Regions from separate parts of the Homo sapiens genome. Here all the other regions are linked to region 1. A link is a loop called in an ENCODE intact Hi-C map of the cell type or tissue named here. Cell type or tissue: mammary epithelial cell. All regions are shown on one strand.

What was found. Hi-C counts contacts between places; a loop is a spot of excess contacts. Peaks named below come from ENCODE experiments on the same cell type or tissue, not always from the same donor. Only the 100,000 strongest peaks of a DNase experiment are listed, where the experiment ranks them.
Region 2: a loop joins it to region 1, with 9 times the contacts of the local background. A loop is called at or near these places in 56 of 110 quality-filtered maps.
Region 3: it touches region 1 in a loop (11-fold over the local background); 54 of 110 quality-filtered maps call a loop at or near these places.

The regions. Positions count from the first base shown.
Region 1 is chr17:67,383,240-67,391,239 of GRCh38, reverse strand. The region is part of intron 1 of PITPNC1 (phosphatidylinositol transfer protein cytoplasmic 1); the gene reads right to left. It overlaps LOC124904047 (a long non-coding RNA gene), which reads left to right and starts at 5,506. Exons shown (of 2, transcript XR_007065884.1): 1 at 5,506-5,620; 2 at 6,090-6,254. RefSeq lists a silencer at 168-237. In mammary epithelial cell, a CTCF peak has its summit at 4,079 (motif pointing left); a DNase peak (open chromatin) is centred at 309; H3K27ac peaks cover 1,433 bases.
Region 2 is chr17:67,625,611-67,633,610 of GRCh38, reverse strand. PITPNC1 (phosphatidylinositol transfer protein cytoplasmic 1) reads right to left here. Exons shown (of 9, transcript NM_012417.4): 6 at 1,373-1,468. Among named protein-coding and RNA genes, the nearest start is that of NOL11, 88 kb to the left of the region's middle. In mammary epithelial cell, a CTCF peak has its summit at 3,490 (motif pointing right); no DNase peak of the experiment used is centred here.
Region 3 is chr17:67,598,434-67,606,433 of GRCh38, reverse strand. The region is part of intron 5 of PITPNC1 (phosphatidylinositol transfer protein cytoplasmic 1); the gene reads right to left. Among named protein-coding and RNA genes, the nearest start is that of NOL11, 120 kb to the left of the region's middle. RefSeq lists an enhancer at 3,044-3,553 and a silencer at 6,768-6,996. In mammary epithelial cell, a CTCF peak has its summit at 3,248; no DNase peak of the experiment used is centred here.

The sequences.
Region 1 (8,000 bases):
TCTCTGAGTGATTCAGTCTAGGAAAGAAACAACACCCTAAAGATGGTCAGATATGATGCTAAAGGAATTAAAAAGGGTTGATTTTTTTTTCTTTGCTCAGGAATAAACAGGAATTCTAGAAGGTCAAACTTCACCCAAACTTAAAAAGATTAAACACACACACACACACACACACACACGCTAAAAAAGTCATTAGATCAATCTGACCAAGAACTTACGCTGGCTACATGTTTAGATACATGAGTCGACTTCCACTAACGTCCGATGAGGAGTTTTAAGAGAGTCCCCTTTGTCAAAGTGCTGGGAAATGAAAGAATTAGTCACTTTCATGCTTGATGTCAGAATCTTGGTGAGCTCTGGCTTCAGTATTACTAAGTCAACAAACAGTCTTGTATAATGTGGCTCAGGCAGTCAGCCAGGAAGTGGTTGGTGACCCCAGACTCCCTCCTCCACTATGGTTTGCAAAGCCAGTGGCCAAGACAGTGTGTCCTCTGCAGTGGCGCTCTCCTCTAGCAATACGCCACCTGGGAGATTTGCCCAGCAGAACCTGGTGTGATTTTGCCATCCTAGACAGACACTATTGAGATGAGGTTTAAATAGCCAGTTAGCCACCCTTAGAATAAAGCCCTTGATGGGAAGGCTTAAGGACATCTGCCAGACAAACATCAATAAGGCAAAGGACTTACGTGCCATGTGGAACCATCTCCTCCTGAATGTGTATTCTGGGATTTATTCTGCTAACACGTGATTTCCCATTCAATGCTCACGGAAAGCAGAGATATGCACCTGGAGCCAGGGCCAGAACAATCCTAGGTTCCTTTGGAAGCTGGTTCTTCCACTCATGATGGCCACAGCCTCCATGCCCTTGTGGGGACTCCTAAGGATCCTGAGTTCTGACAAGAAAGGTTCCACAGACCCCTGCAGCCCTGTAGCTGGCCTTAGGGCAGCTATTCAAGCCATGATTACTTTTTTCCCTCTAAGTATCATGTTCTGACCTAAATTGCAGTCATTCTGGTCCAAATCTGGTAGATTTTTTTCCCACACTGCTGCAGGAGAGAACCTCCTCCTCTGGAAAGCTGTCTAAATTCAAGACAACCAGAGCCATCTCCTTATGGACGGGGACCGTAACTTTTCAATTTACACAGAATTCACATTCGGCACTCTCTGCCTCTCAATGGCTCTCTCTCTCTCTCTCTGAACATGGGTATCTATTCTGCTCAAACAAATCTGTAAGCACTTCTATTTCTAAAAAAACAGCTTTGGCCGGGCACGGTGGCTCGCGTCTGTAATCCCAGCACTTTGGGAGGCCGAGGTGGGTGGATCACGAGGTCAGGAGTTCGAGACCATCCTGGCTACCACAGTGAAACCCCGTCTCTACTAAAAATACAAACAATTAGCCGGGCGTGGTGGCACGTGCCTGTAGTCCCAGCTACTCGGGAGACTGAGGCAGGAGAATTGCTTGAACCCAGGAAGCGGAGGGTGCAGTGAGCCGAGATTGCGCCATAGCACTCTAGCCTGGGCAACAGAGTGAGACTCCATCTCAAAAACAACAACAACAACAACAACAACAAAACAAAAAACAGCTTTACTGAGATGTACTTTACATACCAATTCAATGGTTCTTAATACACTTACAGACTTGTGCAACTATGGCCATCATCTATTTTTAAATGGCAATAAAACCTCTCCAGTGTCCTCTGGCCTAGGAGCTTCAGGAGGGCAGGGATCTACCTGCCCTGTCAGCCGCTGCAGGCCTAGCACCCGGCACAGAGCAGGAGTTCAATAAAGTATCTGTGAATGGATGTTTTCATGATGCCAGCCTGGAACTTCCATAGCCCTGTTTTCCAGATTCAAGAAATAACTACTTCTCTAATTCAGCTAATCTCCCTAGGAGAGGCAGAATGGCCCCCAAGATTCCCACTGATTGGTGAGCCCTTTTGGAAAAGAATCAAGAAGTCAGAGACAGCAAGTCGGAGAGATCTGAAGTTGCAGTAGAAGCTCCTGCTAGCCTTGCAAGAGCAAACTGCCATGTTGTGGAGAGGGCCACATGGCAGGACACGGCAGGTGGCCTCTGGGATCGAGCCTCTAACTGATGGATGCAGTAAGGAACTGCATTCTGCCAACAACCATGTGAACCCTGAAGACAACTCCAAGCTCCAGAAAGAAAGGCAGCCTGACTGACGCCTTGATGTCAGCTTTATGAGACCCTGAGCAGAGAATCCAGCCATGCTGCACCTAGACTTCTGACCCACAGAATTTGTGTGCTAATAAATGGGTGTTATTGTAAGCCACTGAGTTTGTGATCATTTGTAACACAGCAATAGAAAACTAATATACTGCCAGGCGCGGTGGCTCACTTTGGGAGGCCGAGGCGGGTGGATCACCGGAGGTCAGGAGTTCGAGACCAGCCTGGCCTACATGGTGAAACCCTGTCTCTACTAAAAATACAAGACCAGCCAGGTGTGGTGGTGCTAGTCTGTAGTCTCAGCTACTAAGAAAGCTGAGGCGGGAGGATTGCTTGAACCCGAGAGGTGGAGGTTGCAGTGAGTCGAGATCATGCACACTGCACTCCAGCCTGGGTGACAGAGCAAGACTATGTCTCAGAGTAAAAAACAAAAGAGGCCGGGTGCAGTGGCTCATGCCTGTAATCCCAACACTTTGAGAGGCCAAGACAGGTGGATCACTAGGTCAGGAGTTCAAGGCCAGCCTGGCCAACATGGAGAAACCTCGTCTCTACTAAAAATACAAAAATTAGCCGGGCGTGGTGGTGGGCACCTGTAATCCCAGCTACTCGGGAGGCTGAGGCAGGAGAATCACTTGAAACCAGGAGGCAGAGGTTGCAGTGAGCTGAAAGAACTGCACTCCAGCCTGGGCAACAAGAGCAAGACTCCAAGGGAAAAAAAAAAAAAAACACGAAAAAAAGAAACGAAAACTAATATACATACTCCTCCGGGAATTGGGAGGAAAGCAGTCTGACGGCAATAACTCCTAAATATATGTGACTGATTTCAAACTTCTCAGGGGTATCACTAAGAAATTTTTTAATGAGGATGTATTAAATACAAAAGAATCTCTAATTGGTAAAATTTCAGGCAGTATACAAGTGAAAAAATTTTAAACCTTTTACAGGAGGACATAGAGGATCAGGGTTCCTTAAAAAGTTCCTGTTTTCCTCAGCTTCTTCCTATCCATTCATTCAGCAAGTATTTACTATGTGTGGACCCTAAGTTTAAGCACCAGACCTGCACTGTCCAGTATGGCAGCCACAAGCCACACATGGTCCTTGAGCACTGCAGAGCGGCCAGTGAAACTGAGATGCGTGTCCACGGAAAATACACACCTGATTTCAAAGACTTAGTGTGAAAAAAATAAGTGAAAAGATTGTATCAGTATTTTCTCATGTGGATTACATGTTGAAAAGATAATGATGGCGATAGACAACAAACAATTAAACAAAATAAGTACAAATTGCGATAAATGCTCTGAAGGAATAAACAGGCGTGGAGAGGCAGATAATAGAGGATATAAATAGCGAGAATATTAAGGAAAAGATTATTTTATTTTATATTTTATTTTGAGACAGAGTTTCGCTCTGTCAGCCAGGCTGGAGTGCAGCCTCGATCTCAGCTCACTGCAACTTCCACCTCCCGGGTTCAAGCAATTCTCCTGCGTTGGCCTCCCGAGTAGCTGGGATTACAGGCGCCCACCACCATGCCCAGCTAATTTTTGTGTTTTTAGTAGAGATGGGGTTTCATCACGTTGGCCAGGCTGATCTTAAACTCCCGACCTCAAGTGACCCGTCTGCCTCGGCACCCCAAAGTGCTGGGATTACAGGCGTGAGCCGCTGTGCCTGGCCAGAGATTTAGATGAGGAAAAAGCTATTGTAGATGGAGTGTTCAGGAAAGACGATGCTAAGGGTGTGATGTTTCCACTTGTAAACCCATGAGTTTGGTATAAACTTTCAATTTCTAACCCAGGAGAGCAGCAGGGGCTGGGAGCATGAAAGGGCAGTAAAAGGCAGGTTGGTCAGTTGCAGGCCATCACACTGCTCTACTCCCACTGGGTCCCATGTAAATGGCGCCCCCTGGCGGTGTGCAGCCCTGCGACGCTGTTCGTTTGAATGATTTGGATGTTATTTGTAAATTAGAGGTTGCATAGTACAAAAAGTAAAGTTTCCAAGATTATTTTTCCAGACAACTCTACATTTTCCAGATACGATTGGTTTGTCCGTTTTAATATTTGTAATATATTTGCGCCTCATCCTCCTTGTAACCTACAAGAAAAATCTTCACTTGGGAATATACAAAATTCCTGATTTCTAGTCTGAAATTCTCCTTTTCCTCTCCCGGTGGGCTGAATTTGTTAAAGATACATAAAACCTTCTCAGTACAAGTTAGCTGATTTCTAGAACTCAGTCTGTTTCTCTGATACAGGGCAAAAGTGTTACCTAGTTTTCAGACTTGCCTAACACTACAGACCTCCAGGCAACAGAAAACAGGCCAAAGCCCACACAAGCCAGCCAGGGTGCTGCGATCTCACTCAGGCCGCTAAAGCAATGAACCTAGATGTACTTTTCCAGTAATTACTGCTTCTGAAAAACACATTTACTGCCTTTGTGCATACACTTTCACATTTTTAAAAACCCAAAACGTTGTGATTCCCCACTCCCCATCTCATACCTACACATCCCTAGGAGAGGGGAAGCTCTTAAAGAGGTTGAATGTTTAAACTATATTAATTTAGTTTAGGCGGGGCGCAGTGGCTCACACCTGTAATCCCAGCACTCTGAGAGGCCGAGGCGGGTGGATCACCTGAGGTCAGGAGTTCGAGACCAGCCTGGACAACATGGTGAAACCCCGACTCTACTAAAAATACAAAAATTAGCTGGACATGCTGGCAGGCGCCTGTAATCCCAGCTAGTCGGGAGGCTGAGGCAGGAGAACCCCTTGAAACCTGGGAGGCGGAGGTTGCAGTGAGCCGCGATAGCGCCACTGCACTCCAGCCTGGGCGACAAGAGCAAAACTCCGTCTCAAAATAAATAAAGTATATTAATTTCTTTTAATGCCTACAATAAATAATATTCTCCATTCGCCTGAAACGACAGCCTTACTGAAATGAATATTACTCGCTTTGCTTTGGAGTATCAGTCACACTCACGCAATCAGACACAAGGTTTCTAAATTGACTTTCAAGAGCCTTAGGAACTTCCTCCATATCACAATAAGAAAAAGCAAAAGTTAATTACTACCTACTTTTAACCAGGGTTTTGTTAACAACAGTTTGCTTCCCTGATCCCTGTATCTATCTCCTGCGCCAGGTACTTCCACCCAAGTCACTGGGAAAATGCAGCTTCCTTCATGGACAGAGTCAATTTCACTGACCAGCCAGGAGGACAGCATCTGCTCCTTGTCTGTTCCATTAGTGTTGAAAGGTTTGCACAAATCTATTTACCCGCCCTCCTTTCCCTGTGCCCGTTATGACAAAAAAAAAAACCGGAGCTTTGCCAGACAGCTAGCCAAACCTCCACTGTCCCCTGGCTGTGGAACTGTGTCCGGAGATGGTTCCTTCCGGTGGGTTCTTGGTCTCGCTCACTTCAAGAATGAAGCCGCGGACCTTCACGGTGAGTGTTACAGCTCTTAAAGGTGGTGCGGACCAAAGAGCGGACAGCAGGAAGATTTAGTGTGAACAGCAAAAGAGTGAACAGCAAAAGAGCAAAGCTTCCACAGCCTGGAAGGTGCCTGGGGGGAGGGGAGGGGGGAGGGGTGGTCAGCCATTATTCCCTTATTTGTCCCCGCCCATGTCCTGCTGATTGGTCCATTTTACAGAGTGCTGATTGCTCCATTTTACAGAGCACTGATTGGTGCATTTTACTGAGCACTGATTGGTCCATTTTACAAACCTCTAGCTAGCCACAGAGAGCTGATTGGTGCGTTTTTGCAGAGTGCTGATTAGCGCATTTTAGAAACCGCTAGCTAGCCACAGAGACCTGATTGGTGCGTTTTTGCAGCCTGCTGATTAGCGTATTTTAGAAATCTCTAGCTAGCTACAGAGCGCTGATTGGTGCATTTTACAATCCTCTTGTAAGACAGAAAAGTTCTCCAAGTCCCCACCGGACCAAGAAGTCCAACTGGCTTCACCTCCCAGAACAAGCCACCAAGGAAACCACCTGGATCACACAGAAATCACACGCATGACCCTGACCTTGGTCCCTTCTCAACAGAAAATTTAAAATAAAATAAAACAACCTCTCAAAATTGTGCTCGTTCTTGAGAAAACTTTTTATAGAATTATCTTATTCAGAATAAAATTTTTATACCAGACAAGGAAAACATTTTCCAAATTACATTTACAAGAAACCTTGGGGAAAGTCTGTGAGATTAATCCAAGGAGTCTTTATCCTTTATATTCAGAGGTATTGACGCCAGCAGCAAACTTAAAATCTCTTCCTTTCAATAATTTCTGCCTTGATATGTTTGCAGATGCATTTCAGGAAAATGGTTTAAAACTGAGAACAAGGCCCGGCGCAGTGGCTCATGCCTGTAATCCCAGCACTTTGGGAGGCCGAGGCGGGCAGATCACGAGGTCAGGAGATCGAGACCATCCTGGTTAAAAGGGTGAAACCCCGTCTCTACTAAAAATACAAAAAATCAGCTGGGCGCAGTGGCGGGCGCCTGTAATCCCAGATACTCGGGAAGCTGAGGCAGGAGAATGGCGTGAACCCGGGAGGCGGAGCTTGCAGTGAGCCGAGATCGCGCCACTGCACTCTGGCCTGGGCGAAAGAGCGAGACTCCGTCTCAAAAAAAAAAAAAAAGAGAACAAGGAACACTGTTGGGCATTTTGGCATTTCCATTCATGTCATTCCAGAGGCAGCACCACCCTGATCCCAAATCCGTTCTCAGAAATGTGCGCAAGAAAACTCTCTGGGGACCCTGGGGGTGCCTGGATGAAGTGCACTGGCTCCCTGCCAGGGCAAAAAAGAAAATAATATTCTGTATGAAAAAGTTGTTTTTCTTTTCTTTCCTTTCCTTCTCTTTTCTCGGAGGGGAGGGGAGTGTTTCTATTTTTCTGCATTGTGCACCATATCCCTAGAGACCACAAATCAATCCCTAAAAGTATACACATTTATGTGAATGCAGTCAGAACAGGAACTGTTAAACAAGAACTGGTTTTTGGTTTGTTTGTTCGTTTGTTTTTGTTTTTTTGAGACAGAGTTTTGCTCTTGTTGCCCAGGCTGGAGTGCGATGGTGCGATCTCAGCTCACCACAACCTCCACCTCCCTGGTTCAAGTAATTCTCCTGCCTCACCCTCCCAAGTACCTGGGATTACAGGCATGCGCCACCACGCCTGGCTAATTTTGTATTTTTAGTAGAGACGGGGTTTCTCATGTTAGTCAGGCTGGTCTCAAACTCCCGACCTCAGGTGATCCACCCGCCTCAGCCTCCCAAAGTGCTGGGATTACAGGCATGAGCCACCGCGCCTGGCCAGAACGGTTAAACAGTAAAGAAAGCAATGAAAACAAAAGGATTCCTGCCTTAGATAATATTAGGATGTGCTTAGCGTCTCTTGAGAGACGCTCATTTTACTAACAAGTACCTCTGTGGCGAGGGTGGCAGGTGCAGGGTGATCTTCAGACTGTGCTCCAAGGAGCCTCCTTGGTGAGCAGGTCGCTCACTGGGACCGAGTGGCTGCGGGAGGAGGTGGGCCACCCTTCCAATAGGTTCCAATGGGGCTACCCTATGTGTCCCGCTAAGCAGACACAAGGTTGGAGTCCCCAGCCACCTTCAACTAGAGAGTAGAGCCAGTGTACCTGCTTTACACATGGGTCCTCAGGAGAATATTTTCTTCCACCAAGGAATCTCAGAGGAGGGAGAATTCCATATAGTAGAACAGCCTTGAGCCTTAAATCAGACCTGGTTCTAGCCTAGAGTTTGTCAATGAGGTAGACAACTTAACTGCACCTACTACAGGTCTAGACTTCATTATAAAATGAAATGGCTCAC
Region 2 (8,000 bases), 240 kb before region 1:
CTTAAAATGCATAGGTGTGGTTGGCCACAGAGCATAATGAAAGCTGATGATGTTAAAACGCTCACCCTTTGGGTGGAGATGAGCAACACAGAGTGATCCACATCAGCCTCTCCCCAGCCCTTTCAGGGACAGCAGCTGAACATAAGCGCCTGCAATTAAGCAGCCGAGCATTTGCTAAGATCAGGTAAGACTTTTATACCGAAATGAACCCCAAAATGTGGAGGCAAAAGAAATCTGAACCACGTCGGGAGCCTGGTTTATTTGCGTAACGACAGAATTCATTTTGAATAAGTTTATTTATTGTGTCTCCCATCAGCCTTGATGACTCTGGGAGAAGAGTTTCAAGGTCCACGTGTTACGGCTCAAGGACGAGTCTGGGGCCCTGATTCCAAACATATTGGGATTGGTGGCATGTCGCTAACCAACAAAAATAGCCCTGCATCTGCTGTCATTGCAGGGCTGGGATGTTATTTACAAGTGGGTCACCCAAGTTCCGTCAGCAGCCATTAATAAAATACTAATGGGATATAAATGGTGACTTGCACAAACCGTATAACAAGAAGGTAGAACTAAGGCAAAGGATGGATCCTGGTAGGTTGAAAACCAGACAGAAAGAAGTTCTCTGAAATTTATTCTCAGCCAAGAACAAAGGAGATGTCCTCATTAAGGTGCTTGCTGTTTTGAGAGAAAGGAGCTGTGCTGGAATGAGCTATCAAAGTTTTCAAGGATTGATTCAGATACAAATAAAACACAGGTGGCTCATGCCTGTAATCCCAGTGCTTTGGGAGGCCAAGGTGGGCTGATCATTTGAGATCAGAAGTTGGAGACCAGCCTGGCCAACAGGGTGAAACCCCATCTCTACTAAAAATACAAAAATTAGCCAGGTATGGTGGTGGGCGCCTGTAATCCCACATACTCAGGAGGCTGAGGCAGGAGAATGGCTTGAACCTGGGAGGCAGATGCCACAGTGAGATCACACCACCACACTCCAGCCTGGGCGAGACTCCATCTCAAAAAAAAAAAAGAAAAAAAAAAAAAAAAGAGCGCATGTAATTGGGGAGACTGTTGTTTTTCAGCAAGGCCAGTGTGTTGGATGGTCCAGCCCTATGGATACTGACGTTGCCAAAAATGATGGCAGAGTTGGGAGACAGGAAAACTAAGTGGAGATTGAGTAACAGCCAGGGCCAATGATGGTCCCTGAAGAGTTAGAGACTTAATTTTGAGACTTGCAAAAAGAACCAGCAAGATACGAAAGCAAATTGAATCCACACGACGAGAGATGGCATCCTCCCAAGTTAGGAGGCACTTAAGAAATAGTTGTGGAATGAATGAATGAATGAATCTTCCACATCTCATCCCAACTGTTGCTTACCTCAGATTCTTTGTAGTAGCGCTCTGGAATTTCATCGCAGGCAATATCAATAAAGCAAACTTCTCTCTCCACGTCTTTGGCTTCATTGTCGAAAATCTGAAAAAGCAGAGCAACATATCAAAGGTTAGTGATAGCAGGTGTTACCCTCCAAAGTGCCCGAGGCAGAATAACCCCCACACAGAGCATCTTCACACGTCTCAGGGCCCCCGGCTAGTGCTTTCACCAGCCTCAGAATGCGCAAGAATCATAGAAGGCTTTGATTCATGGCTTTGGTTTTGTCACATCAGAGGCAGGTGTAGCATCAATCACTGCTTGGTGAGAGGTAGAAGAAAAACTGGGCTGTTTTTAGGAGTTCAAGAGTGAGGAAATTAATCTCTTCCAAAAAAAAAAAATCTCTTCCCAAACTGAAGTCTGCTGATTTTTGGCAGTTCACCTGAACAGGAGGAGTAAAGAGGTTGGAAAGGGTCTGGCTAAATTTGAGTCAAAAAGCAGGGATATAGGCCAAGAGTTAGAAAAGTGTGTGTTTTTTAAAATTAAAATTATATATATGTTAAAAATATATATTTTATATATATATATATTTTTTTTTTTTTTTTTTTTTTTGGTTTTTGAGACGGAGTCTCACTCTTTCGCCCAAGCTGGACTGCAGTGGCGCTATCCCGGCTCACTGCAAGCTCCGCCTCTTGGGTTCATGCCATTCTCCTGCCTCAGCCTCCCGAGTAGCTGGGATTACAGGCGCCCACCACCACGCCCGGCTAATTTTTTGTATTTTTAGTAGAGACGGGGTTTCACCGTGTTAGCCAGGATGGTCTCGATCTCCTGACCTCGTGATCCGCCCGCCTCAGCCTCCCAAAGTGCTGGGATTACAGGCGTGAGCCACCGCGCCCGGCCATATATTTTTATATATATTTAGTTTCACAAATAAAACATGCTCATTGCAGAAAATATAGATAAGCAAAAATAAGAAAATAAACCACAATCTCATTATCCAGGGGAAACACACCTGTTTTTCTTGATCATTTAAGGGCACAATTTCCTTTGTACACATAAAGGTAACAAGGTAAAGCTTGGTAAGACACTGAGATGGTTTCCTGCCAATCTGCTCTAGGTTTCACTGGCCCAGAATGCACATCACTTGCAAAATAATAATAATAATAATAATAATAATAATAATAATAATAATAACAACAACAACAACACAGCCGCAATATATAGATATAAATGTCGGCCTGGGCTCAGTGGTTCATGCCTGTAATCGCAGCGCTTTGGGAGGCCGAGGTGGGCAGATCACTTGAGGTCAGGAGTTTGAGACCAGCTTGGCCAATATGGTGAAACCCTGTCTCTACCAAAAATACAAAAATTAGCCGGGCGTGATGCTGCACACCTGTAATCCCAGCTACTTGGGAGGCTGAGGCAGAAGAATCACTTGAACCCAGGAGGCAGAGGTTGCAGTGAGCCGAGATTGCGCCACTGCACTCCAGCCTGAGTGACAGAGTGAGACTGTCTCAAAAAAAAAAAAAAGTCTAAATTTCAGTGGAAAAATTAAGTTCTTCTAGTTCTTCTCACTGTCATTTTTCTGGTCTAAAGGGATAATCATCCTTCTGCAGGATGATAAACAGCTTTCTTTTTTTGAGACGGAGTCTCAAGGCTGGAATGAAGTGGTGGGATCTGAGCTCACTGCAATCTCCGCCTCCTGGGTTCAAGCCATTCTTCTGCCCCAGCCTCCTGAGTAGCTGGGACTACAGGTGCCCACCACCAAGCCCGGCCAATTTTTGTATTTTTAGTAGAGATGGGGGTTTCACCATGGTGGCCAGGCTGGTCTTGAACTCCTGACCTCAAGTGATCCATCCGCCTTGGCCTCCCAAAGTGCTGGGATTACAGGCGTGAGCCACCATGCCCGGCCAACAGATTTAAGTTTGGACAACCACTTCATTCTTAGAGGAAGTCTTAACTGTAGCCACATCCCACTGTTTAGCTCATTCCTGGAGGGAATCAACAGTTAACACTAATTACATCTGACTCTTCGGGAGAGAATGCAATATTTTGGAAGAACAGGGTGGTTGATACCCAAGAACACTGTCCTAACCCAAACTTGGTGCCTATTAACACAGTCTCCCACAAGAGGGCATCTGAAGGGCTCTTTATAGGCTCAACTCATCTCGGTTGGATTCTCAAGTTACTTGAAACGATTAGTCCTTTCTAAATGCTTTCTGAATAATATTTGTGTTGTAATTATCCTCCAAGTCGGCTGGTGGTTCTTCTCTTCTTGCCTATTCTTTTCTAAATATTTGGAGACTGGACTCTTCAGATTTGTCCAAGGAGATTAACTCCCTAGTCTGACCCGAGGTGGCCACTGACTTCTCCAAGTCAGAGAAAGATTGGTTCTTGGATTGGCTCTGATTCTTTCCACTGCTACTTGAAGTCAAGTGCTTCAGGACACTCCTAAAGCATTTGGGAGGGACAAGTGAACTGCCTCGAAATGAAACAGACAGTGGAGAAACAAGTTCAAGTTCAAGTGGAGAAATAAGTTGTGAAATAAAATACTGGGTCTCACACTGTTTGCGAGAGCCAGTCCCCCCCGCTCCTTCTTTCTTTCTGCAAATCTCTTTTAAGTATGAGCTAAGAGAAGAGAGACACATGCCTCATTAAGAAGACACACAGAGGCCAGGCACAGTGGCTCACACCTGTAAGCCCAGCACTTCGGGAGGCTGATGTCGGGCGGGTTGGGGGAGGTGGATTACTTGAGGCTGGGAGTTCAAGACCAGCCTGGCCAACATGATGAGATGGAGAAACCCCGTCCCTACTGGGCATGTTGGCATGTGCCTGTAATCCCAGCTACTTGGGAGCCTGAGGCAGGAGAATCACTTGAACCTGGGAGGTGGACATTGCAGTGAGCCGAGATCGTGCCACTGCACTCCAGCCTGGTCGACAGAGTGAGACTCTGTCTCAAAAACAACAACAACAACAAAAACCACACACACACACACACACACACACACAGAATACCCCAGAGGGAAATGAGCTTCCAGAGAGTAAATTACAAAAGTAGTTAAAAAGGTTTGACATTTATTGGTGGCAAAATCTACAGGACTCAAAGAAAGGGAACTAAGCACGGATGAAGGGGGGGCATGACAGGTTATGTAGCTTTCTCCGATTTAATTCAAACATTTTATTGATCCCTCATTGCACCCATTGCAGTTTTCATAGTATTGCCTTAGCTCCAAAGTCGCCCTTATGCCTCTGCTCTGAGATCATGGACTGGACCCTGTAAGCATTTCTCCTTTACAGTGAGCCTCATCAGTAGGGGGCCCTAAAGGGCCACTGCAAGAGGAAGGGGATTTCTTCAGATTTGGATGTTGTTGGGCTGCAGAGTGTGCCTGTGGGGACTTTCGGTCATGCTCTGCCCCAGCTGCAAGCCTGGAGTGCATAGTTGCTCAGTGACCTTGCAGCCCTAGCCTGGGCCCAGTAACCACTTCACGGTGGCCCTCCTGCTGCAGGCACTGCGTGCTGCAGGCCTTGCACTGGCAGCGTGCCCCGACTCTCTCTCCACACACACCCCTGTCCACCAACCTCCTCTGGCCTGCACCCCAGAGGGCGCTCTGCTGCTCAACCACTGTGAACCAGCCCTGGCTCAGGTCAACCTCGTGAACTTCCCCACCATCCTGCTTCTCCAATGAAGTCTGAACCCCAGCCATGCAGAGAGGCCCCTGCCAAGTTTGTCCTTCCTGGGTATTCTCTCTCAGCCTTAGGGTATCCTTTGGAGTTCCCTTTACATCCTTATAGTTGCTCCCATCAGAGATCAATAATTCCTTCTATTACATTTCTCCTATTCAAATTACTGCATGGTTTCTATCTCCTGATTGGGCCCTGACTGATACACCCATTGCATACAAAGTGCTGCCCTGGGCTTGAGGGACTACAAAGATAGCCCTTGAGAGGTTACCATCTAGTAGGAGAGACAGACTGGGGAGCTATCACCAAAAATACAAGGCAGAATGGAGTATGTGCTGCAAAAGAAAGAAAAGAATAGGCTGTCAGCTGGCCGCAGTGGCTTACACCTGTAATCCCAGCACTTAGGGAGGCCAAGGCGGGTGGATGGCTTGAGGTCAGGAGTTCGAGACCAGCTTGGTCCACATGGTGAAACCCCAGCCGGGTGTGGTGGCACATGCCTGTGAACCCTGGTACTCAGGAGACTGAGGCATGAGAATCGCTTGAACTCGGGAGGCAGAGATTGCAGTGAGCCGAGATTGTGCCACTGCACTCCAGCCTGGGCGACACAGTGAGACGCCATCTCAAAAAAAAAAAAAACAAAAAAGAAGAAGAAGAAAAAGAAAAGAATAGGCTGTAAAACTAGGGAAGGGAACTATTAATGTTGCTTTAAGAACATTATGCCCATATTAATATTATTCCTGCTTTTCAGATGAGAAAACCAAGGCTGAAAGAAGTAAAGAGGCTTGCTCAAAGTCACATGGCCAGTCAGCAGAGAAGCTCAGACTGGAGGGCAAGTCTGTAGGCTTCACCAGGTCCTTCCATGATTAAAACAAACAAACAAAAACAAAACCGCCTCTTAGCATCCAACCGCTAAGATAAACATCAATCAAAACTGCTACCTGCATCTTTCTAGAAAGAAAAATTCAGAATCTGAGTCTCCTGCTACTTAAAAAGTGTGTGTCCTGAGAAACTGTCACTGAGAACCTCCCAGCAACATGGGAGTCTTCTGTTCCTCTGTTGAATAGCTAAGGCTGCAGTAGAAGCCACCAAGGCATCCTTTAGTCCAACCACTGGTCTCCTTCATTAACAGCGTGCCTAATTCTCATGCCAAAGTCCATGGAATAGCAAGCACGAGGAAGCTCCTTTACTTGAACTTTGTAGTAAATATTTCAGGGTGGGGTACCCACCATCTGAACAAATCACAAAAAATCACATTGAGGAACCCAACATCCTCTTCAGGCTTGAGATGATGAGTTTTAATTTCTTTTCTTTTTGAGATGAAGTCTCACTCTTGTCCCCCGGGCTGGAGTGCGATGGCACGATCTCGGCTCACTGCAACCTCTGCCACCTGGGTTCAAGCGATTCTCCTGCCTCAGCCCCCTGAGTAGCTGGGATTACAGGCGCCTGTCACCACGCCCGGCTAATTTTTGTATTTTTAGTAGAGATGGGGTTTTACCACCATATTGGCCAGGGTGGTCTAGAACTCAGATGGTCCACCCATCTTGGCCTCCCAAAGTGCTGGGATTACAGGCGAGTTTTAATTTCTAATAAATAATGAATCTCCCAGTGATTAGAGCTTAAGAGATGTTCATAGGTGCTCAATAAGTGCCTGGAGAACTAACAGAAGGCATTAGCATCTACTTTCCAAAGAGGACTCTATGGCAGGAATATTGCTTACTCATTGATCTTAGGTTTTTTTTTTTTTTTTCATGAGTCTGAGATCCTGTTTCCTTGGTTGTAAGCACCCTAATTTCCCACAATTGCTGCCACAGGGCTCAGTGCAGGGTGACAGCCTCCTACTATGGGCTGATGGGTCCTACATTGGCAATCAGGAGAGCTGAGTTTAAATTCAGTTATCTGGCCGGGCATGGTGGCTCACACCTGTAATCCCAGTACTTTGAGAGGCCAGGTGGGCAGATCACCTGAGGTCAGAAGTTTAAGACCAGCCTGGCCAACATGGTGAAACCCCATCTCTACTAAAAATACAAAAATTAGCTGGGTGTGGTGGCATGTGCCTGTAATCCCAGCTACTAGGGAGGCTGAGGCAGGAGAATTGCTTGAACCCAGGAGGTGGAGGCTGCAGTGAGCTGAGATACACCACTGCACTCCAGCCTGTGCGACAGGGCAAGACTTTGTCTCAAATAAATAAGTAAATTCAGTAAATTTTCTGTGTAACCTTGGGCTAATTCCTGCATGTTCTTTGGGCCTCCATGTCCTTGTTTGTAAATTAAAATCTTAGTCTAACTGGGAACAGCGGCTCATCCCTGTAATCCCAGCACTTTGGGAGGTCAAAGTGCAAGGATGGCTTAAGCCCAGGAGTTTGAGACCAGCCTGGGCAACATAGCAAGACCCTGTCTCTATAAAAATTACAAAAATTAGTTGGGCGTGGTGATGTGCACCTGTTGTCCCAGCTACTCAGGAGGCTGAGGCATGAGAATCTCTTGAGCCGAGAGGCAGAGGTTGCAGTGAGCCAAGATCACGCCACTACACTTCATCCTGGGCAACAGAGTGAGATCCTGTCTCAAAAAAAACCAAAACCAAAAAAAAAAACAACAAACAAACCACAACTTAGTCTAGATGAATGGGTTTCAGGGATTCTGGGAGACATCCTGAAATTTGAGAAGGCGTATTTTTCTGGAAAGAGAGTTCGACCACTTTCATCTGATCATCAGAGATCTGTGGCCCTAAGGAGACTGAGATCAAGTGACCCAGGTGACCATTAACATTCCTTTCAGTTAAAAAGCCTGTGGTGTTAAGAGTGGCCTCTGCGTCCTGTTAGTCTCCTCTGTCTTGCTCCTTGGCTTGTTCCTTCTCTGTCCTATCATCCCACAGTCAGCCAACTTGGGTGGTACATAGAGGGGCTGCCACGGAGCAGTGGGAAGTGGCAGCGGTCCTGATGTGGTGTAATTGGAGAGCA
Region 3 (8,000 bases), 220 kb before region 1:
TTCACTCTCTAAGAACATTGTCCCATCTCTTTGAAGGCAGTTGAATTTGGGTCTGGGTAAAAAAAGGGTCCCTTGTCTTAATAATAACAACAAAAACCATACATACTGCATTGGGTATTTGAGGAAAAGATGCTTTTCCCCAAGGTTTGATAAAGAAAATACTTCTGTCTTTTCCCTCTTGTCTCTCATTTCTTTCAGTCCCATTTTTCATGACTTATGTAAGACATATTTACATGCTGAAGACTTTTTTTCAACCAAACTACGAAATAATTCCCTCGCTTATCACCCACTGTTCCATCAATTCAGTCAGCCAGTTGAGGGCAGAAAGCTTCCATCTCTGAGGCTTCCTACAGAGGTCCATTCTGGCCCCAGGATCTGCTTCTGAGCAGCTGAGGTGGAGTGTGGAGAGAGAAAGACACACAATCAAAAGACCCCAGATCTCAGTTTTGTCAGCTATTCATTGTGTGGCCTTGGGCAGTGTATTAAAAACATCTCTCAACCACAGTTCCCTCATCTGCAAACTGAGCATTGAACTTATGTGCTGTTATGAATATTAACTGAGATAATACTCAGTACGATGCTCTCTTAACTAGAAGTGTTAGGTATTATTCTTTGGTGCTGGGACTTAAAAGGAGCTCCACAAGTGTTTACTGGCTTCACTTGATGTCCTGATAACGGCGCAGGTGGCTGGTTTCTGTCTGGCACTGGAAGAGTTTTCCGAACTGGTTCTAAGAGCATCTTCCTGTCCATTACTTATTATTTTATTGTCCATTATGATTCCCAGGAACAGCCCACAACGGATAAAAGGACTTACTGTACTCTTTTTACTTACAACTAACATAATTTAGAAGGTTGACAGAAAAACACGAGCCACTAATGCAATTTCCCCCAGCTAAAATCTTCATTAAGGAAAGGTCGGGAGGTTTTCAGGATGAAGATGCAAAACCGGGGAAATTCACGATAAGCCCCGGGAGGACTCGCCACAGGCCGGAGCAAGCTCTGTTCCCAGGCTGGACAGCGGCTGCCAGCTGGCAGGCGGCGTGAGTCCAAGGTCTTGCAGACCATGGAAAATCCGTAAACGGTTCAGGACAAAGACTTGCAGAGCTGTCTCCTTCTCCATGCAGGGAGCTATGCTGAGAAGTTTTGGCTGTGGGTATTTTGAGATGTCCTTTGGCACTTGATCTCAGCTGAGGAAGGCACATAGGGACTATGAGATAGGAAAAATAAATTATTCAGACATAGGGCTCTAGGAATAGAGCTCTCGGTTCAGCTTTGCTCCTGCCAAGGAGCCCCTGGGTTTATCATTAGCCTTGTTTTATTTTATTTTATTGTTTTGTTTTATTTTATTTTATTTTGAGACAGAATCTCACCCTGTTGCCCTGGCTGGAGTGCAATGGCGCGATTTCGGCTCACTGCAACCTCTGCTTCCCGGTTTCAAACGATTCTCCTGCCTCAGCCTCCTGAGTAACTGGGACTACAGGCGCATCCCAACGCACCCAGCTAATTTTTTATTTTTAGTAGAGATGGGGCTTCATGATGTTGGCCAGGCTGGTCTCAAACTCCTGGCCTCAGGTGATCCGTCCGCCTCAGCCTCCCAAAGTGCTGGGATTACAGATGTGAGCCATGCCCAGTCATATTTTAATTTTTTTTGGAGAGGGAGTCTCACTCTGTTGTCCAGGCTGGAGTGCAGTGGCAAGTTCTCAGCACACTGCAACCTCCGCCTCCTGGGTTCAAGTGATTCTTGTGCCTCAGCTTCCCAAGTAGCTGGGACTACAGGTACATGCTTTCACGCCTGGCTAATTTTTGTATTTTCAGTAAAAATGGGGTTTCACCATGTTGGCAAGGCTGGTCTCGAACTCCTGACCTCAAGCTATCCACCCGCCTGGGCCTCCCAAAGTGTTGGGATTACAGGCGTGAGTGACCGTGCCTGGCCTAGGACTGTTTTATTTTTAACTTATTTCTTTTGCTTTTGGGTCTTTGAGGCCAATCTCTCTGGTGTTCCTACGCAGATCCTCTTTCTCTGAGAATCTGCTTTCATAAGAAACAACCCCTCCTTCATATGTCACCAGCATCCTGCTATTAGCCTACCAGCCTCCCCTTCTAATCCAGGGGAAGCTGACTTGACCCAGAATTGAGGCAACCCAGCTCTGCCTTCCATCCATGTCTGAAGATGTGTAAAAACTAGACACATGGCTGGAAAGCCATTTTCCCTCACTATTCCAGTTGATAAACACCCATTATATGGCATTACATCTGAGAAAATTCCTAGTAATAAAAGTTTTTGAAAAAAATCAGGTAAGGGATGTTATTACCACGATAATTCCTTTCAGAATATTTGCCTCCCTGTAAAACTTGGAAGGAGAAAAATATTCCTTTGACAATGCTTCTTTAAGATGGGAGTGACTTATTTCCCTTTCCTCACTGTGAAAATTTAAACTTTCAACCAGACTTTAGAGCAGCTGACTCCATGTACAGTTTTTTTTTTTTTTTTAAATCTATGAGACAGAGTCTCGTTCTGTTGCCCAGGTTGGAGCAGTGGCACCATCTTGGATCTTGGCTTACTGCAGCCTCTGCCTCCCTGGTTCAAGTGATTCTCCTGCCTCAGCCTCCCAAGCAGCTGGGATTACAAGCATGCACCACCAAGCCCAGCTAATTTTTGTATTTTTAGTAGAGACAGGGTTTCACCTTGTTGGCCAGGCTGGTCTCAAACTCCTGACCTCAAATGATTCGTCCGCCTCAGCCTCCCAAAGTGTTGGGATTACAGGTGTGAGCCACCGCGCCTGGCTCTACCTACAGTCTTATTTCATTTTTAGAGCCAAAGACAGCAGATTAGTTACATGAGAGCACGTGCTCCAAGGCTAAACTAACCTAGAATTGAGTCCTAGATCTGACACTTGCTAGCTGTGAGGCTGTGCAGACCGCTGGCTCTCACTAAGCCTCAGTGTCAGTTGTAAAATGGGGATATTAATATCTGTGAAGATTTCATGAGACTGTGGCTATCTAAAGACAGGTTGGCAAGATGCTGGGCTCATGTAAATATTCCTGCCAATATCCGTCTGACCATCACCATTATTATGAGTCAATATCCACATGGCTGCCATCATGATTACTTCTTACTCTTGAAGATGTTACTTCCTAGCCGGGGCCTGCTAGTCTAATCTATACCCTCTTTGCCTTGCTTTTGATGAGAAAAGGGGCACAGGCGAGCCTGCTTGCTCCAGCTGTACTTTGCAAAAAGGCCATTAGATGGGGCCCTGCCATAATCACTCAAGTCAGCAAGTGGCTCTGACTTTGAAACCTGGGGAAAAGGTGTGAGAAGACAATTGAATCCTGTGAGTACTGCTCAGATTGATCAAATGAACCCACTGGCTCTGGTGTAAGAGGTGACCCAGGGGCCTGGTGTGGTAGCTCATGCTTGTAATCCCAGCACTACGGGAGGGTGAGGCAAGAGGATCACTTGAGCCCAGGAGTTGGAGACCAGCCTGGGAAACATGGCAAAACCCCATCTCTACAAAAAAAAAATATCAAAATTAGCTGGGCATGGTGGTATGCACCTGTAGTTCCAGCTACTTGGGAGACTGAGGTAGGAGGATCACCTGAGTCCAGGAGGTCGAGGTTGCAGTGAACCAAGGTTGTACCACTGCACTCTAACCTGGGCGACAGAGCAAGATCCATCCCCCCAACCACCAAAAAAAAATTCCCAAGGTTAGTGGTCACTTGTAGAATGAGTGGCACTTTTCCAGGGCCCTCCTCCTCCAGGCCCCTGCTTTCTAGCCACACGCCTCATTGGTGATTGATGATGACTGCTGTTATTTACAGACCACCTGACCCCTGGCTTCATGAACTCTCTGGACCATGCCCAGGATTCCACTTTACCCTACTTTATATCCACATCTTTATGATTTCAGTGTCCACATGGGCAGCCCATCAACACTATAGGCCCAGCCTCCTCATTCCTTTTCCTTTCCTTCTCCTCCAACGACCTTCACCTCCATTCCACCTCTAACCACTTCCCTTCAAGCTCCACTGGGGTCTTGAATCTCCTGGAATTATTCCACTTCTGAAATCTGAAAGCTCTAGTTACTTTTGCTCCAACCCCAACCTGTATTCTCTTACTCTCACTCCCAGGACACTTTCTCCTTGACCTCACCAAGCTCTCCAATTCCCAAGAGTCTTCACTGGACTCCAAAGCTCATTTTGACCTTCACTTGCTCAATTTTTCCATACTTTGCTGAACCTACCCTGAAGACAAATCCTGAATCAATTCAACCATTTCCTGTGCTCCTACACGCAGGCTGCAAAGCACAGCTGGGAAAACGCCACAATTATGTAGGCTGATGGTACCACTCATTCAACATTTCCCAAATCACCACACTGCCAAGACTTTCAAGCAATCCTTTGACGCTTCTCATCCATTTCCCATAAAGGTTATCTTTGACCTTTATTACCCTCCTTCAGCCCCCTCTTTCCTGACCCCTTCCTTTACAGGAGATGACCTTTCTTCCCATATTACTGGAAACTAGAGACCTTCTGCGTGTGCTCGTCACTCTCTGCCCCTTCTCCCCCTCCTTGCCTGCCCTGCTTTTCCTTCTATTTCAGAGGTTCACGAAGACCATTCACTTTCTGGCTTCCCGGGGGCAGGCTCTTCCTCTTATTTTCTTTCCCTCCTTTTTCTTTTTGAGACAGGGTCTTGCTCTGTCACCCAGACTAGAGTGCAGTGGCGCAATCATGGCTCACTGCAGCCTCAACCTCTTGGGCTCAAGTGATCCTCCCACCTCAGCCTCCCAAGTAGCTGGGACTATAGGCACGCACCACCATGCTTGCCAAATTTTTTAATTTTTTTTTTGTAGAGATGGGGTCTCACTATGTTGTCCAGGCTGGTCTTGAGTTCCTGGGATAAAGTGATCCTCCTTCTCCAGCCTCCCACAGTGCTGAGATTACAGGGATGAGCCACGGGGTGCCCAGCTGCTCTTCCTCTTGTAACTCCAAACTCACTGGCCTACCAGCTCCTTCCTCAGTATTTCACAGTTAAGTTAATGTATAACATTGTATCATTTGATAGGCCCACATTTGTTTCTTGTGTTCTATGCCTTGCCCTGGGTTTTAGAATCTCTCCTTTCATTGTCTTCATTGACCAGCTGTTGCTAATGAGAAGTCCACTATTAGGATGAGGATTGTCCCTTTGTACGTGATCTGTCTTTCCTCTAGAGGAGCTCTTAAAAAAAAATCTTTGATAATCTGCAGTTTCATGACAATGTGTCCAGGTATAGATTTATTTTTAATCCCTTTAGGATTTAGAGAAGTATTAGAGGGTATCCAGGCTGCTTGGGGTGAAATCCCACCACCCAGTTGTGTGACCTTGGGCAAACTACACACATTCTCTCTTTTCCAGTTTACTCACATGTAAATTACTCTTATCCAAGGGATATTAGAGGATTAATGAGTTAATACATAGAAAGCATATAGAAGAGGGTCTGGAACATAAGGGCTAAATAAGTGTTTACCATTATTGTTATTACTCAAATATACGTTGATGTAAGGATTTATGTCTCTCTTCAATTCTAGAAAATTCTCAGCCTTTATTGTTTCAAATATTGCTTTTCTGTTATTTCCTCCATTGTATGGTTGGTGCAAAAGTAATTGCATTAAAACTAATGGCAAAAATCGCAATTACTTTTGCACCAACCTAATATTTTTCTGCTCCTATGAGTTAGCTATATGGCAATTCTCATTCTTTCTCCCTAATTTAACTATGTATTTAAAAAATTCTTTGTATTTCTGTGCTATGAAATGGGTTGTATTTCTCAATACTATTAATATCTTCCAATTCACTAATTATCTCTTCAGTTGTATCTAGCCTAGTTTATCTGATCCACTTAGATTTCATTTCAATGATTCAGTCCCTGAATTTCAAACTGGTTCTTTTTCAAATCCTCTGTTCTTGTTTCTTTTTTGGTTCCTAATTTCTCATTCTTTTAAAATGAACATTATTCCTTTACTTTTCCCTCTGAGCAGCCCGAATATACTATTTTAATCAGGTCTGTCTACAAAGTTATTTTCTTCGGCAGTAGATTTACATTCTGACTGTTGATACCTTGGCTGTCTTCATTAATGTTAGATTTGCGGGGTCGTTTTTGAGTGGGAGGCTTTGTTGTTATTGTCACTGTTGCTGCTTTTTTTTCTCCACCTCCACTCCCTGACTCCTCACACCAATCTCTAGGTTTTACAGTTGCCTTCTAAGAGCAGAACTACTACTGTAAGCCATGGCCCAGGCATCAGACACAGGGGATTCTTTTCAGGTTCCTTTCACCTGAAAGAATGAAAAGAGGGTGGGGAGGCCTACCTCCAGCCTCTTTTTTCAAACAGTGACCCTGGCTCTGGTGGCCCAGCTTGCATTGAGTACTTTTAGTCCTATTGCCATAAAAGACCTACATCAATACCTGCCTGACCCCAAGACCCAGATTCCAGTCAATCCAGGCTACCCTCATCCTTCCGAGTTTTTGATCCACGAGTCCAGCAATATCACTTTGGCTTTCTCTCTTTGTATTTTATCTGTCACTGCTATGCGTTTGGAACAGAGGAGATACACCCGAACATGAACTTCTTTTCCACAGAGATGGGAAATCTTGCAAAGGCTTCTCCCTTCCACTCTAAGTCCCCTTCTGATCCAATTCTTTTCCTTCCTTCTACAGCCAAGCATCAAAGGATACTACAAGCTGGCTTCTAACTCCACCATGTCTCTCGTTTTCATAAAGGTCACCAGTGACCTTATTGCTCATTCTCACAGGACCTTTTAAATTCTGTGTTCACGGAACTCTGTTGCTGTTACTGGTGACAATTTCTTCCTTGGTGTTCTCACTTTCCTGGGCCTTTGTGACTCCCAGGCATCCCGATTCTCCTAACTCTCAGAGTGCTCCTTTCTCATCCATCTCTATGAGATGCTCTTCCATTTCCCTCCCATTAAACGTCAATATTCCCCCAGGTTCCATCCTTGCCCTTCTTTTCATTTTATCCCTCATGTATCCTTTGGGTAATATCCTCTGTTCTCATGCTTTCAAAACTACGTTTATGACTTCCAAATCTGTATCTCTAGGTCTCGGCTTTGGATTTATATACCAAATTCCCTACCGGTTATTTCACTAAGTTTTCCGTGACTACTTCAAACTCAACTGGACAAAAACTGAATTCATCAACCTCACGTGTCTCAGTCTGTTTGGGCTGCTATTAAAAAATGCCATAAACTGGGTAGTGTGTGAACAAAAGAAATTTATTTCTTAGCCAGGCACAGTGGCTCTTGCCTGTAATCCCAGCACTCTGGGAGGCCAAGGTGGATGGATCACCTGAAGTCAGGAGTTCAAGACCAGCCTGGCCAACATGGTAAAAAAAAAAAAAAAAAAAATATATATATATATATATATATATATATATATATGTATTTCTTATAGTTTTGGGGGCTGAGAAGTCCAAGATCGAGGCAGATTTGGCATCAGGTGAGGACCCACTTCCTGGATCATAGATAGCACCTTCTTTCTGTTTTTTTGAGATGGAGTTTCACTCTTGTCACCCAGGCTGGAGTGCAATGGCGTGATCTCGGCTCACTGCAACCTCCACCTCTCAGGTTCAAGCAATTCTCCTGCCTCAGCTTCCCAAGTAGCTGGGATTACAGGTGCCCACCACCATGCCCAGCTAATTTTTTTGTATTTTTTTGTAGAGACGGGGTTTCACCATGTTGGCCAGGCTGGTCATGAACTCCTGACCTCAGATGATCTGCCTGCCTTGGCCTCCCAAAGTGCTAGGATTACAGGTATAAGCCACCATGCCTGGGCAGATAGCAACTTCTAGTTGTGTCCTCACATGGTAGAAGGGACAAGGGGTCTATCTGGGGCCCTTAAAACCTAAGGGGTCTCTCTGGGGCCCTTAAGACCTAAGCACCTTCAAAGGCCTCACCTCCTAATGCCATCACCTTGCGGTGATTAGGATTTTAACATAGGAATTTGGGG